Linked DNA regions of Mus musculus: region 2 is linked to region 1. A link is a contact called in ENCODE POLR2A ChIA-PET data. All regions are on one chromosome and are shown on one strand. The core of a region is the stretch at or near the end of the contact, and the rest is flanking DNA. Distances in the headings are between cores, read along the strand shown. Region 1 holds the start of Psma5 (proteasome subunit alpha 5). Region 2 holds the start of Celsr2 (cadherin, EGF LAG seven-pass G-type receptor 2).

The links. ChIA-PET counts read pairs that join two places held with the same protein, here RNA polymerase II (POLR2A).
Region 2: POLR2A ChIA-PET joins it to region 1 with 14 read pairs in Patski. The contact joins the enhancer-like site here to the promoter of Psma5 in region 1. POLR2A ChIA-PET finds 5 or more read pairs at or near these places in 2 of 5 experiments (Patski and embryonic stem cell).

The regions. Positions count from the first base shown.
Region 1 is chr3:108,254,343-108,260,500 of GRCm38, reverse strand. It overlaps Psma5 (proteasome subunit alpha 5), which reads right to left and starts at 3,575. Exons shown (of 9, transcript NM_011967.3): 1 at 3,196-3,575. The coding sequence starts at 3,224.
Region 2 is chr3:108,409,738-108,415,895 of GRCm38, reverse strand. Celsr2 (cadherin, EGF LAG seven-pass G-type receptor 2) reads left to right here and starts at 317. Exons shown (of 34, transcript NM_017392.4): 1 at 317-3,711. The coding sequence starts at 402. Within about 2 kb of position 3,880, at least 1 of the 3 ENCODE cell types and tissues checked has a DNase peak (open chromatin) inside an H3K27ac peak, as active enhancers do.

The sequences.
Region 1 (6,158 bases), core at 2,326-4,825:
CTTTTGGGATAGCATTGGAAATGTAATTGAAGAAAATACGTAATTAAAAAAAAAAAAAGAATTGTGAGTGTGTGTGTGTGAGAGAGAGAGAGAGAGAGAGAGAGAGAGAGAGAGAAAATCAAATAAATTGCTCAAAGTTACTCCTCAGCATAAAAGCAGAATCAACTCAAGAAATCCTACTTAACCAAGGTTTCAACTACTCTACTTCACTGGGAATTATTCTCACCACCCAGTCCTCATTCTCTCCTCGGCCAACAGATCACAGAGCACAGCTGAAAGCTCTCGGAAAGAAAAACTGTGTCAGAAAACTCTGACATTGAGCTGGGGACCAGCTCAGTTGTAGAGCTCTGGCTCTTGCCCACTATGTATGAGCCCCAGGTTACACACACACACACACACACACACACACACACTCACATACACACACACACACACACACACACACACTCACACTCACACTCACACACACACACACCCCGACACTGAGAACCAGACTCACCACTAGCTTTCAGGAAAAATAAGAAATGGCCCTGCCTTTGTGATAATGTAAGTAAACTGCAGAGAACTGAAAGAACCCTATAAACGGATGTGACTAAATGTTTCTGCACCCCGACTTGGAAGCATTATCCTAGTAAGCTCTGTCTTCATCCTCCCAAATTTCCTGCTTACTTGGGTTGTTGCATATAAATTAAAACCGATCATTCCAAATTTCTACTTCCAGTTTGACTTTTACTCAGTTAATCTAAATTTGAAACAAGTCCCCTTGAATAGCCCAATTACAACCAACATCCAACATTTTCCAATCTGAAATATAACCCTTTAAATCTAATCATTCTGTAAAACCAACTCCTCTTTACCATGCCCATTATTTTCAAACAGCCCCAGCTTCTCAGTTCCTCACAATAGAATGCTCTGAATGATGACTCACTCTCCCTACCGTCCCCTTTGTCCTACCATATGCTAAGTCATGCTAACTCCTATCAGCGCCTCCTCCATGGTAACATCACTTCCATCCCTATGTCCTTGTTACCCTTTACCTAACTATTGTAAAAGCCTCCTGACTGGTGCCAACTCGTTCTTCCAATCAATTAATCTTTATAAAAACAACTGTGATGAGGCAACTCTTTAAAGAAAATATGAGAGACTGACACAGCTCATGAGTGTAACTCCAGAACTCACAACACTCAGGCAGAAAAGATCGTCCCAAACTCCAGGCCTCGTGGCTCTAGGTCACCCTGGGCTATAGATGAAACCTTGTCTTTTAAAACAAAAACCAAAAAAGACCCCCCCCCCCAAAAAAGAGAGAGAGAGAGAGAGAGAGCTGGGTCAGCAGTTAGGAGCACTAGGGGCTCTTCCAGAGGAAGCTGCTGCTCTGACTCCCAGCACTGACATCTTGGCTAAAACCCACCCGTCACTCCAGCTCTAGGCGATCCAACACCCTCTGGCCTCAAAGGACACCAGGCATGTATATGGTACATGGACACCCCCAACTGATAGCACACAGTGCCTACAGAGTGAGGTCCAAATTCTAAGTCTATTGAACCATCAGTATCTGGCACCATCCTGTTTTTTCCATAGCACCTACTTGTCCCATAACATGCATCATACATATGTGGTAACCAGCCTGGACTTTTCCAAATGTGTTATGCCTTTTCCTCACTGGTCCCCCTTGTTCATCCTTTATTATCTGTTCGTTCTCATGGTCTTGGTTTACTAGAAATCCTACTTTCCCTGGACCTATCTGAATTATCAGCTTCTTTGTGAAGCTTTCCCCAACCTCCAACAATGAATGCAGCCTCTCATCAGAACGTCCAGTGCTGCCTTAGATTCCTCTAGTAACATCAATACATTTCTGTCTCACATTACAGTTACTGTTGCAAACAGGAGGGTAGAGATCTTGATTCTGCTCACTGCTGTAAAACCAGCTCCCTAAACAGTGCTTCTTGAACACAGCCAACGCTCAAGAACATTAGCTAAATAGAGGCCTGGGCTTTATTTAGTCTTAGCAAATACAAAAGAAAAAAATCCACAAAGCAACTAGTTCATATAAATAAATGGGCAAAGCTCAGTAAAGCCTTTCAGATGAGGATCACAATTTTCTTAACATTTTATCACCTAAAGATGACTCTCTTCAATACTCTGGAAGCCAAGTGTTAACGACCATTTTACTTGACAACAGGAAATAGTTTTAAAACTTCACCGATATTTTCTGAGTCAGCAAAAGGATGGAGATTAATATGTATGTATATATGTGTATATATAAGTATGTATTGAGCCTGTCAAAATTGTGGCACCTGGAATGACATATATATATTTTGACAGGCTCAATACATACTTGCCAAGAAAAGTAATTTCTCAGTGGTAACCTGGAACTAAGAAAATGTCTGCTTTCCCTAACTTTTAAAGGAACCCAGTGGTTTGCAAAACTGCTCAAAACAGAAACTGAAAGTTACAGTATCTACAGCATTTATGACAGTATTAGTTAGCATTTTCGAGACTTGAAAGTTTTTAGGTTGTCTGCTCTTTTAATAAACACAACCACACAGCTTTGACTTTACAAAACATTTAGCTTTCAACACAACACTAAAATTAACTTGCTTTCAAACCTCCTCTCACATACACACACTTTGGTCAAATGGAATCAGTGTATTAAAACTCTTCTGAGAACCACTGTACATTCAAGTTCCCACAAAACCAGATTGTAGGCAATATATTTATCCGAGCATAGCTGAAAACTGCCTTCGCTCTTCAAAAAAGATTAAAATGTACAGCACAGGACGGATTCCTACAAACTCATCCAATAGTCTCTGGTAGCTTCTATTCAAGGAAACTCCTTTCACTTTTCTTTTTCCTAAGCAGTCAGACTTAGGTTGAAAAGACGGACGCAAGGCTGGTGTCCCCCTAATCTACTCCAGGTTAAAGGTCCCGATCCCTCTCCGCCGCCTGCCCCAAGCAGCCCCAGCCTCTCGCTTCCGCGGGGAGTCAGGATTAGCGGTGACTCAGCGGGACAAGTGCAACGGGTCCGCTGCAGTGTAGCTTGGGGAATCTCGCCGGGCGCCTCGGGAACCAGATTCCCCGGGTCCCGCCAGACTTAGGTTCTCCGGGCGCCCCATGACACTGCAGAACCCAGGCCGCGGCGCGGGCCCCAGGCCCGCCCACCCAAATTTCGACCCTGCTGCTTCCCGCCGTACGAACCTGTCGTACTCGGACCGAGTGAGGAACATGGCGAGGACAGAAGGAGGCGGCAGTGGCTACGCGGGGTTCCCAAAGGCCACACGATTGAAAGCAGCACCCTAATCAACCACACCGCCACAGCACCAAGGACCCTGCAGCCGTCTGCGCGTGCGCACGCGACCTTTTTAGCCCGCCCTCCCGTGCTTCCCTTTTATTGGCTGATTGATATTCTCGCCGCGATGATTGGACTTGACAAGCTTCTTCACCGGACCTGGGTTAACAGGGAGGCGGAACTAGAGAGCACTTCCGCTTTCCGTCACCCTTGGTTGCTACGGGCGCTGGGACTCGAGGCAACCGGTGAGAGTGAACCTCGTCGTCGAGGAGTGAGCACGCCGCGCTTTGGATGGCTGCAAGACTTGGCCTGATGACTGGGTTGTCGGAATCGTGACGTAAGTCTCGCCAGCTCGCGTAAATGCAGCCGGGGGACACCGGTCTCTTACTTCGCGCTCGCCTGCCCAGCTCTTCGCTGTCTTCCCGGCTCGGTGGCAGCCGGAACTAGGTTTGCTGAGGACTTTTTGACTTGGGTAGAGAAATGTGTGCGCCTCTACCAGCGTGCCCGGCAGTTCTGCCAGCCGGGCTTGTTGAAAAAAAAAGTTTTAAAAGTTGATAGGTTCTAATCAGCAAGAACGTTTTTCAATTTCTTGCATAGGTACGATTATTTTATCAAGTCTTTCCTGGATTCGTACACATCACCACCACCACCCTAACTATCCAAGTTTCAGACCCAGACCTGGAGTTCAGTATCGGAGCTTCAGATTAGTCACTGCTTTTAAGGACCTTAATTTGTGTATGTGCTTCTTGTTTTCTCTTCCTAAGGGTAGAAGAGCAACTTGAGCTTTTTTTTTTTTTAAGAAACATTGTAAATGAATCATTTATCAAAGAAAGTTAGGTGGTTAAGAAGTCCTGACTCGGGCTGGAGAGATGGCTCAGGGGTTAAGAGCACTGGCTGTTCTTCAGAAGGTCCTGAGTTCAAATCCCAGCAACCACATGGTGGCTCACAACCATCCTGAATGAGATCTGACTTCCTCTTCTGGTGTGTCTGAAGACAGCTACGATGTACTTACATAAAATAAATAAATAAATCTTTAAAAACAAACAAAAAAAACAAAAAAAAAAAGAAGAAGTCCTGACTCTCTAGGAATGTAACTCGGTGACAGAGTACTTTCATAGCATGCATGAACCTCTGCCCAGGCTTGGCGGGGGTGGGGTGTGAGGTGGTCAGAGTACAAAGTTTCAGGTAAGATTAATACCTAATGGAGATATATGATACACCAGGATGACTAGAGTTAATATCTTACACTTGAAATTTTTCTAAGAAGGTAGATTTTAATCACTACCAAAAAAGGCAAATGTTAGTGAAAGTTAACTTAATCGTGATATATACCTATATCAAAACATAATTCTGGTGGCTGGAGAGATAGCTTAGCACCTGATTCCCTTCTAGATGCCCACATTTGGTTCTCAGCGTCCTAGTCAGGCTGCACATAACTACCCTTTATTCTAGCTCTAGGGGATCCACTGCCTTTTTCTGCTCTCTGCTGGCCCCTATATATGTGTCACACATAACACACACACACAAACACACACACACACACACACACACATTGAAAAGTCTTTTTAAAAATACCATTCTGGGTTGGGTGTGATAGTTCCTTTAATCCCAGCACTCAGGAGGCAGGGAATCTCTAAGTTCAAGACCAGCCTGGTATACCAAGTGAGTTCCAGGCTAGCCAGGGCTATGTAGAGAGACCCTGTCTCAAAAGTAATATTTTTAAACATCATTTTTTATAATGTAAATGTAAGCAACTACTGTTTGTCAATTATACCTTCATGAAGGAGAAGGAATAGGAGGGAGGGAGAGGCCGTGTAATGAGCCATATTTGTCTGAAAGGGAAAGCTAGTTCTCTGTTTTGCTTTTAGTGAAAGTACTTACTTTTAGCCTACTCCGCCTTGAAACCATGTAGCTTAGGTTGTCCTAGAACTCCAGGCCATTTTCCTGTCTCAGCCTCCCAAATTCTGGGGTTATAGGTAGGCAACACCAAATGTAACTCTAGCTGATTGTGGGTTAAAAAAAAAAAAAGGAAAGCTTATTTTCTTTCAACCTCTGAGTTCAGTGAGAGACTGTATATCAAAAAAATAAAGTGGGAGGTAATCGAGGAGGACAGGGATGTCACAGAAGCTGTATGTGCTCTCACACACATAGTCACATCGTTTTTCTACTGTAGCACATCACAGAATGTCTTGCCTATAATTCAATAAATGACTCCCTCGTGGACAGTTGAGCCAGATGTCCTTCCCAGGAAAGTAATGAAGGAGCCAGAAGAAGGTAGATGGAATGGGAAAGGTTCTCATTGATGAGTAACAGAAAAGCCGAGGGTCAAGTCTGGATCCTGGGTCCTGAACCATGGGTCTCCAGGTCTGAATGTTGTATGGAGTGATGGTATATATGTGAATCCAAGGAAGGCCTGGCAAAATAACTTTTACGATGTAGAAGTTTGGTTTGTATCCTTACTTTCTTATTGGCTAAAACCTACAGTCACGGAGACCAGGAATATGATGGTCTGGTGGTAAAAGGCACCTACCACCGTCCTGACAATCTGAGTTCCATCCCCAGGACCTACATGGTTAAAGGAGAGAACCAACTCTTGCAGATTTTCCTCTGACCTCTACACACACTTCCTTGTCTACTTGACACAGCCTATAGTCTCCAGGGAAGACGACCCTCCGCTGAAGAATTGTCTAAATCAAACTGGCCCATAGCTATGTCTGTAGAACACTATGTAATAGAGCTGGCCAAGCTTGAGCTTGAGAGTGAGCGAGCCAGCAAGCTGCATTCTTCATATGATTCTGCTTCTACTTGCTTAAGTTTCTGTCCTGACTTCTCTCAGTGATCGATTATTACCTGGAAGTATAAACCAAATAAA
Region 2 (6,158 bases), core at 2,631-5,130, 160 kb before region 1:
CCCGGGCCGGAGCGTGAGGCTCCGCAGACGCAGGTGGGCGACCTTACGCGGGCGGAGGGGACATTCTGGGGCTCGGGACCGGGGGACCCGGCAGAGCCAGAGATCCTCGCGGCCCGCGGGCGCAGGTAGAGAACGCTCAGAGCGCAGGTGGAAGCGCAGCGTGAACCCGCAGTGGTCGCGGCGACTCGGGAGCGGGCCCGGCTTCGAGAGTGGTGGGAGCCCGGCGCATCGTGGGCTAAGAGCGCGGCCCCGCCGAGCCATCTGGGTGCAGGCCCAGTGGGACGTACAGGTGGCCCCCGGGGACCCGCGCCCCGGCCCGGGCATGAGGCGCGGCGGGGCCGGCAGGAGCCGGAGGAAGAGCCGCCGCGGCTGTTGACCCGGCTGGCCGGGAACAGGGAGAGATGCGGAGCCGGGCTGCCAGCGCCCCCCTCCCAACGCCGCTGCTGCCGCTGCTACTGCTGTTGCTGCTGCTGCCACCGTCGCCACTACTGGGAGATCAAGTGGGGCCCTGTCGTTCTCTGGGATCCGGGGGACGCAGCTCCTCTGGGGCCTGCGCCCCCGTGGGCTGGCTCTGCCCAGCCTCTGCTTCGAACCTCTGGCTCTACACCAGCCGCTGCAGAGAATCGGGCATTGAGCTGACCGGCCACCTGGTGCCCCACCACGATGGCCTGAGGGTTTGGTGTCCAGAATCAGGGGCTCATATCCCTCTTCCGCCATCCTCTGAAGGCTGCCCCTGGAGCTGTCGTCTCCTGGGTATCGGAGGACACCTTTCTCCACAAGGCACGCTGACCCTGCCTGAAGAGCACCCTTGCTTAAAGGCCCCACGGCTCAGATGCCAGTCTTGCAAGCTGGCACAGGCCCCAGGGCTCAGGGCTGGGGAAGGCTCACCAGAGGAATCTCTGGGTGGGCGCAGGAAAAGGAATGTGAATACAGCTCCCCAGTTCCAGCCTCCCAGCTACCAGGCCACAGTGCCTGAGAACCAGCCTGCTGGTACCTCTGTTGCATCCTTAAGAGCCATTGATCCAGATGAGGGTGAGGCGGGTCGACTTGAGTACACCATGGATGCCCTCTTTGATAGCCGCTCCAATCATTTCTTCTCCTTGGACCCAATCACCGGTGTTGTCACCACAGCTGAGGAGCTGGATCGGGAGACCAAGAGCACCCACGTCTTCAGGGTCACTGCACAGGATCACGGTATGCCCCGACGGAGTGCCTTGGCCACGCTTACCATCTTGGTGACCGACACCAACGATCACGACCCTGTTTTTGAGCAGCAAGAGTACAAGGAGAGCCTCAGGGAGAACCTGGAGGTTGGCTATGAGGTGCTTACAGTCAGGGCCACCGACGGCGACGCCCCTCCCAATGCCAACATTCTGTACCGCCTGCTGGAGGGGGCCGGAGGCAGCCCCTCAGACGCCTTTGAGATCGATCCTCGCTCGGGGGTGATCCGAACCCGCGGCCCTGTAGACCGGGAGGAAGTGGAATCCTACAAGTTAACAGTGGAGGCGAGTGACCAGGGCCGGGACCCAGGCCCGCGGAGTTCCACAGCCATTGTTTTCCTGTCGGTGGAGGATGATAATGACAACGCCCCCCAGTTTAGCGAGAAGCGTTATGTGGTCCAGGTGCGGGAGGATGTGACCCCAGGAGCCCCAGTTCTCCGAGTCACCGCCTCCGATAGAGACAAGGGCAGCAATGCCCTAGTGCACTACAGCATCATGAGTGGCAATGCTCGGGGCCAGTTCTATCTGGATGCTCAGACTGGAGCCCTGGATGTGGTAAGCCCACTCGACTATGAGACAACCAAAGAGTATACGCTTCGGATCCGGGCTCAGGACGGTGGCCGTCCTCCACTCTCCAATGTCTCTGGCCTAGTAACAGTGCAAGTCCTAGACATCAACGATAACGCCCCCATCTTTGTCAGCACCCCTTTCCAGGCCACCGTCCTAGAGAGTGTCCCTTTAGGCTACCTTGTTCTGCACGTCCAGGCAATTGATGCTGACGCTGGTGATAACGCCCGCCTCGAGTATAGCCTGGCAGGGGTTGGGCACGACTTTCCCTTCACCATTAACAATGGCACAGGCTGGATCTCTGTGGCCGCAGAGTTGGATCGGGAAGAGGTTGATTTCTACAGCTTTGGTGTAGAGGCCCGGGACCATGGCACCCCAGCGCTCACGGCCTCAGCCAGTGTCAGTGTAACCATCCTGGACGTCAATGACAACAACCCAACCTTCACGCAGCCAGAGTACACCGTTCGGCTCAACGAGGACGCCGCCGTGGGCACCAGTGTGGTGACCGTGTCAGCCGTGGATCGAGACGCTCACAGTGTCATTACCTACCAGATCACCAGCGGCAACACCCGCAACCGCTTCTCTATCACCAGCCAAAGTGGTGGTGGACTGGTCTCCCTTGCCTTACCGCTAGACTACAAACTCGAGCGGCAGTATGTGCTGGCAGTGACTGCCTCAGATGGCACAAGGCAGGACACAGCTCAGATAGTAGTGAATGTCACCGATGCCAACACCCACCGTCCCGTCTTCCAGAGCTCCCACTACACAGTCAACGTTAATGAAGACCGGCCAGCAGGCACCACAGTGGTGCTGATCAGCGCCACGGATGAGGACACGGGGGAGAATGCCCGAATCACCTACTTTATGGAGGATAGCATCCCCCAGTTCCGAATCGACGCGGACACTGGGGCTGTCACCACCCAGGCTGAGCTGGACTACGAGGACCAGGTGTCTTATACCCTGGCCATCACTGCTCGGGACAATGGCATTCCCCAGAAGTCTGACACCACCTATTTGGAGATCCTGGTGAATGACGTGAACGACAACGCCCCCCAGTTCCTCAGAGATTCCTACCAGGGCAGCGTCTACGAGGACGTGCCGCCCTTCACCAGCGTCCTGCAGATCTCAGCCACGGATCGAGACTCCGGTCTGAATGGCAGGGTTTTCTACACCTTCCAAGGAGGAGATGATGGGGACGGTGACTTTATTGTAGAGTCGACATCGGGCATTGTGCGCACACTGCGGAGGCTGGATCGTGAGAACGTGGCCCAGTACGTCCTGCGGGCCTATGCGGTGGACAAGGGCATGCCACCAGCCCGCACACCCATGGAAGTGACAGTTACTGTCCTGGATGTGAATGACAACCCCCCTGTCTTTGAACAGGATGAGTTTGACGTATTTGTGGAAGAGAACAGCCCCATCGGGCTGGCCGTGGCCCGGGTCACAGCCACTGACCCAGATGAAGGGACCAACGCACAGATCATGTACCAGATTGTGGAGGGCAATATCCCTGAGGTCTTTCAGTTGGATATATTCTCTGGCGAGCTAACTGCCCTGGTAGATTTGGACTATGAGGACCGGCCTGAATATGTCCTGGTCATCCAGGCTACGTCTGCTCCCTTGGTGAGCAGGGCTACTGTCCATGTCCGCCTCCTTGACCGCAATGATAACCCGCCCGTGCTGGGCAACTTTGAGATTCTCTTTAACAACTATGTCACCAACCGCTCCAGCAGCTTCCCCGGTGGTGCCATAGGCCGTGTGCCTGCCCACGACCCCGATATCTCAGACAGCCTGACGTACAGCTTCGAGCGAGGAAATGAACTCAGCTTGGTCCTGCTCAATGCCTCCACCGGTGAGCTGAGACTGAGCCGGGCACTGGACAACAACCGGCCCCTGGAAGCCATCATGAGTGTGCTGGTGTCAGGTAAGGAAGATGCCCAGTGATGTTGGGGTGGAGATAGTGCTTCAGGGAGGTCTGGGCAGCCACCGGAGGTGGGGTGCCATCCAGGAGGAGCTGGTGACCCAACTCTCTACCCTGTGGACAGCTCAGAGGCTGAGAGATCGGGAACCTGGCCTGGGAAAAAAGCCCAGGACTCCTGGCAGCTGGCGCAGGCCCTGCCTGCTGCCCCAGGCTGGGCTGGGCTGCTTTGGTTGGCTGCCCCCCTGCCTACCAGACTGTGACGTGGTGGGGGGAAGTGTTGTGAGCCTGCCCTGACTATGGCTGCCAAGAATTGTGAAAAAAAGGGCGCGTGGAAGCCTGGAAGGCCCAAGAGCTGGGGGAGGGGGAGGGAAGACCTTGGCGAGGAAGGGGCGAGGCAAGTTGGCTCCTCAGTACCCTGGCACCCTCATTAGGATGGTCCTGTGATCTCACAAGGCCTTTGGCAGGTCAGAGGGCTTTAGGGACTCAGGATTCCACCAAGGGGGTCAGGACCCTGCTGCCCTTTTCTCTCCCCCTCTGGCTCTCAGTAGAGCTGCAGCAGAGACTGGCTTAGACTTTGTCTGAGGCATTGCTTTTCCCTCCAGGCAGAAGGAGCCTTGGCTCCCCCTCCTGAGCTCCAGGCAGGAAGTAAAGCCAGAGCTCATTGTCTCTGTCCAAACAGACCTCACTGTCCTGAGTTCTTGGTTGGGGTCTGGCTTCCGGGGAGGGCAGCAATGAAGTCAGGGCAGATGGACCTTTTGGGCCCCTAGACTCCCTGTGGCTTTTTCTTGGGGTGCTAGGCCTTCCCTGCTGACCATGGTGGCCCGGTCTCAGGAAAACAGACCTGGGGATCAGAGTGCACGGGGACTGCTGAGCTTTGAGGGCAGAGACTCCAGGGCCCTGACTTGGTGGGGGAGAGAACAGATTTCTAGGGGCGTGGGAGCCTGGCCAGAACCCAGCCTGGGCATTCCTGCTGCTTGGTCAAGCGCTCAGCCTGCAGACTCCCCAGACAGCAGGACTTGGGGAAGGCAAGCAGGACTGGGTGACAGTATATTCTGTCCTTTCTGTCAGCTCTGGGGATGAGAAGCAAGGTGGGAGCAAGGCAGACTGGGTAGCCAAGTCACTTGGAGTGAAGGGGGGGGGGACTGTTAACAATTTTTCCAGGGGCGAGGCCTGGCAGCCCCCTCCAGGCCCCCTTTGCACATCAGGGAAGGGAAGATGGCCTTACCTCCCTTCCTGCTCACACTTCTTACTGGACAGACACTTCCTGGTCCCACCCCTCAGGTCCCACCCTGCAAGGACCAGGGAGAAGGAGCTCTCCAAGCTATGGGTCAGGCTGTAAAGCACCTGAAGCGTCCAGTCCCCCTCCAGGGGAAAGAAGCCAGGAGTACCCTCACCTGAGCCTGGCGCTAGAGGCAGAAGAAAGGCCTCTCCCTCCTGCCCTCCATCCACAGCCTTCGGTAGTGAATCTGGCTAGATACCTAGGGACCGACCGTGTGGAGGACAGCTCTGCTTAGCCTCTACTGCCTCACCAGGGCACACAGCCCCAAACACAACGCTCTAGGCTAGAGGGCAGGCTGGGGCTGCAGCTAGGACACACTGTGGCTGCCTTTCTGCCCTTGTCCCCCTCCCCCATCAGCCCTGACCCTTAGAGTCAGTCACCAAGGCAACCCCAAAGTTCAGGAGGCTGGGTGAGGGGGACTGTCGCCCACTGTCCCTTTGTCTTCCTTCTCTGGTTCTTTGTCTCCTCCTTCCCTCCCAACCCTGCCCATGGGGACCCTCCTGCACTGCCTGTCTGTCACCTTCTCCCCGGCTTCTGTCTCTCTCCTTCTCCCACGTTTCCTCCACTGCTGGCTCTTTTCCTGGGTCTTTGTCTTCCCCTGTTGGTCTCTGTGTTTAGATCCTGTCTTCCCTTCTTCCCTCTGGCTGCAGCTGCCCCAGCCTGGGCTGGACGGGTCCTGCAGCCCAAATGGCCCCGGCTGCTGCCTTCTTCAGACACACAGGAGAACCTGCCCAAGGCCTGCTCACCTCCCAGACAGCAGAGCCTCTGCCAGAAGAGGGAAGGCTGGGAGGCTGGCTCTGGCATCTTCTCGGGTGCAGCTGGCTGAGGCCTAGACTCAGGTGGTATTTCCTGGGTCAGAGCCTACCCCAGCTCTCTCTTCTGTCTAAAACAAATCAGGCAATGTACCGGCCACTCCTATTCCCAACCTGCCTTTGCACCTTAGGAGTGACCCGAGCAAGGCACGGGAGAAGGACAAAGAGGAAGGAGAGAGAGCAATGGGTTGGTTGCTGGGATGGGGACATTAGCAGAGGGGCAGGTGGCCACAGATGGTGGGCCAGATGGGAAGCAAGAGACATGCTGAGTAAGGGGCACAGACGGGCCTGGGTTGGTGGACAACATCATGCAGGAGTGTTGCTTCCCAGAACCAGGGGATGGCAGAGATTCTCTTGCT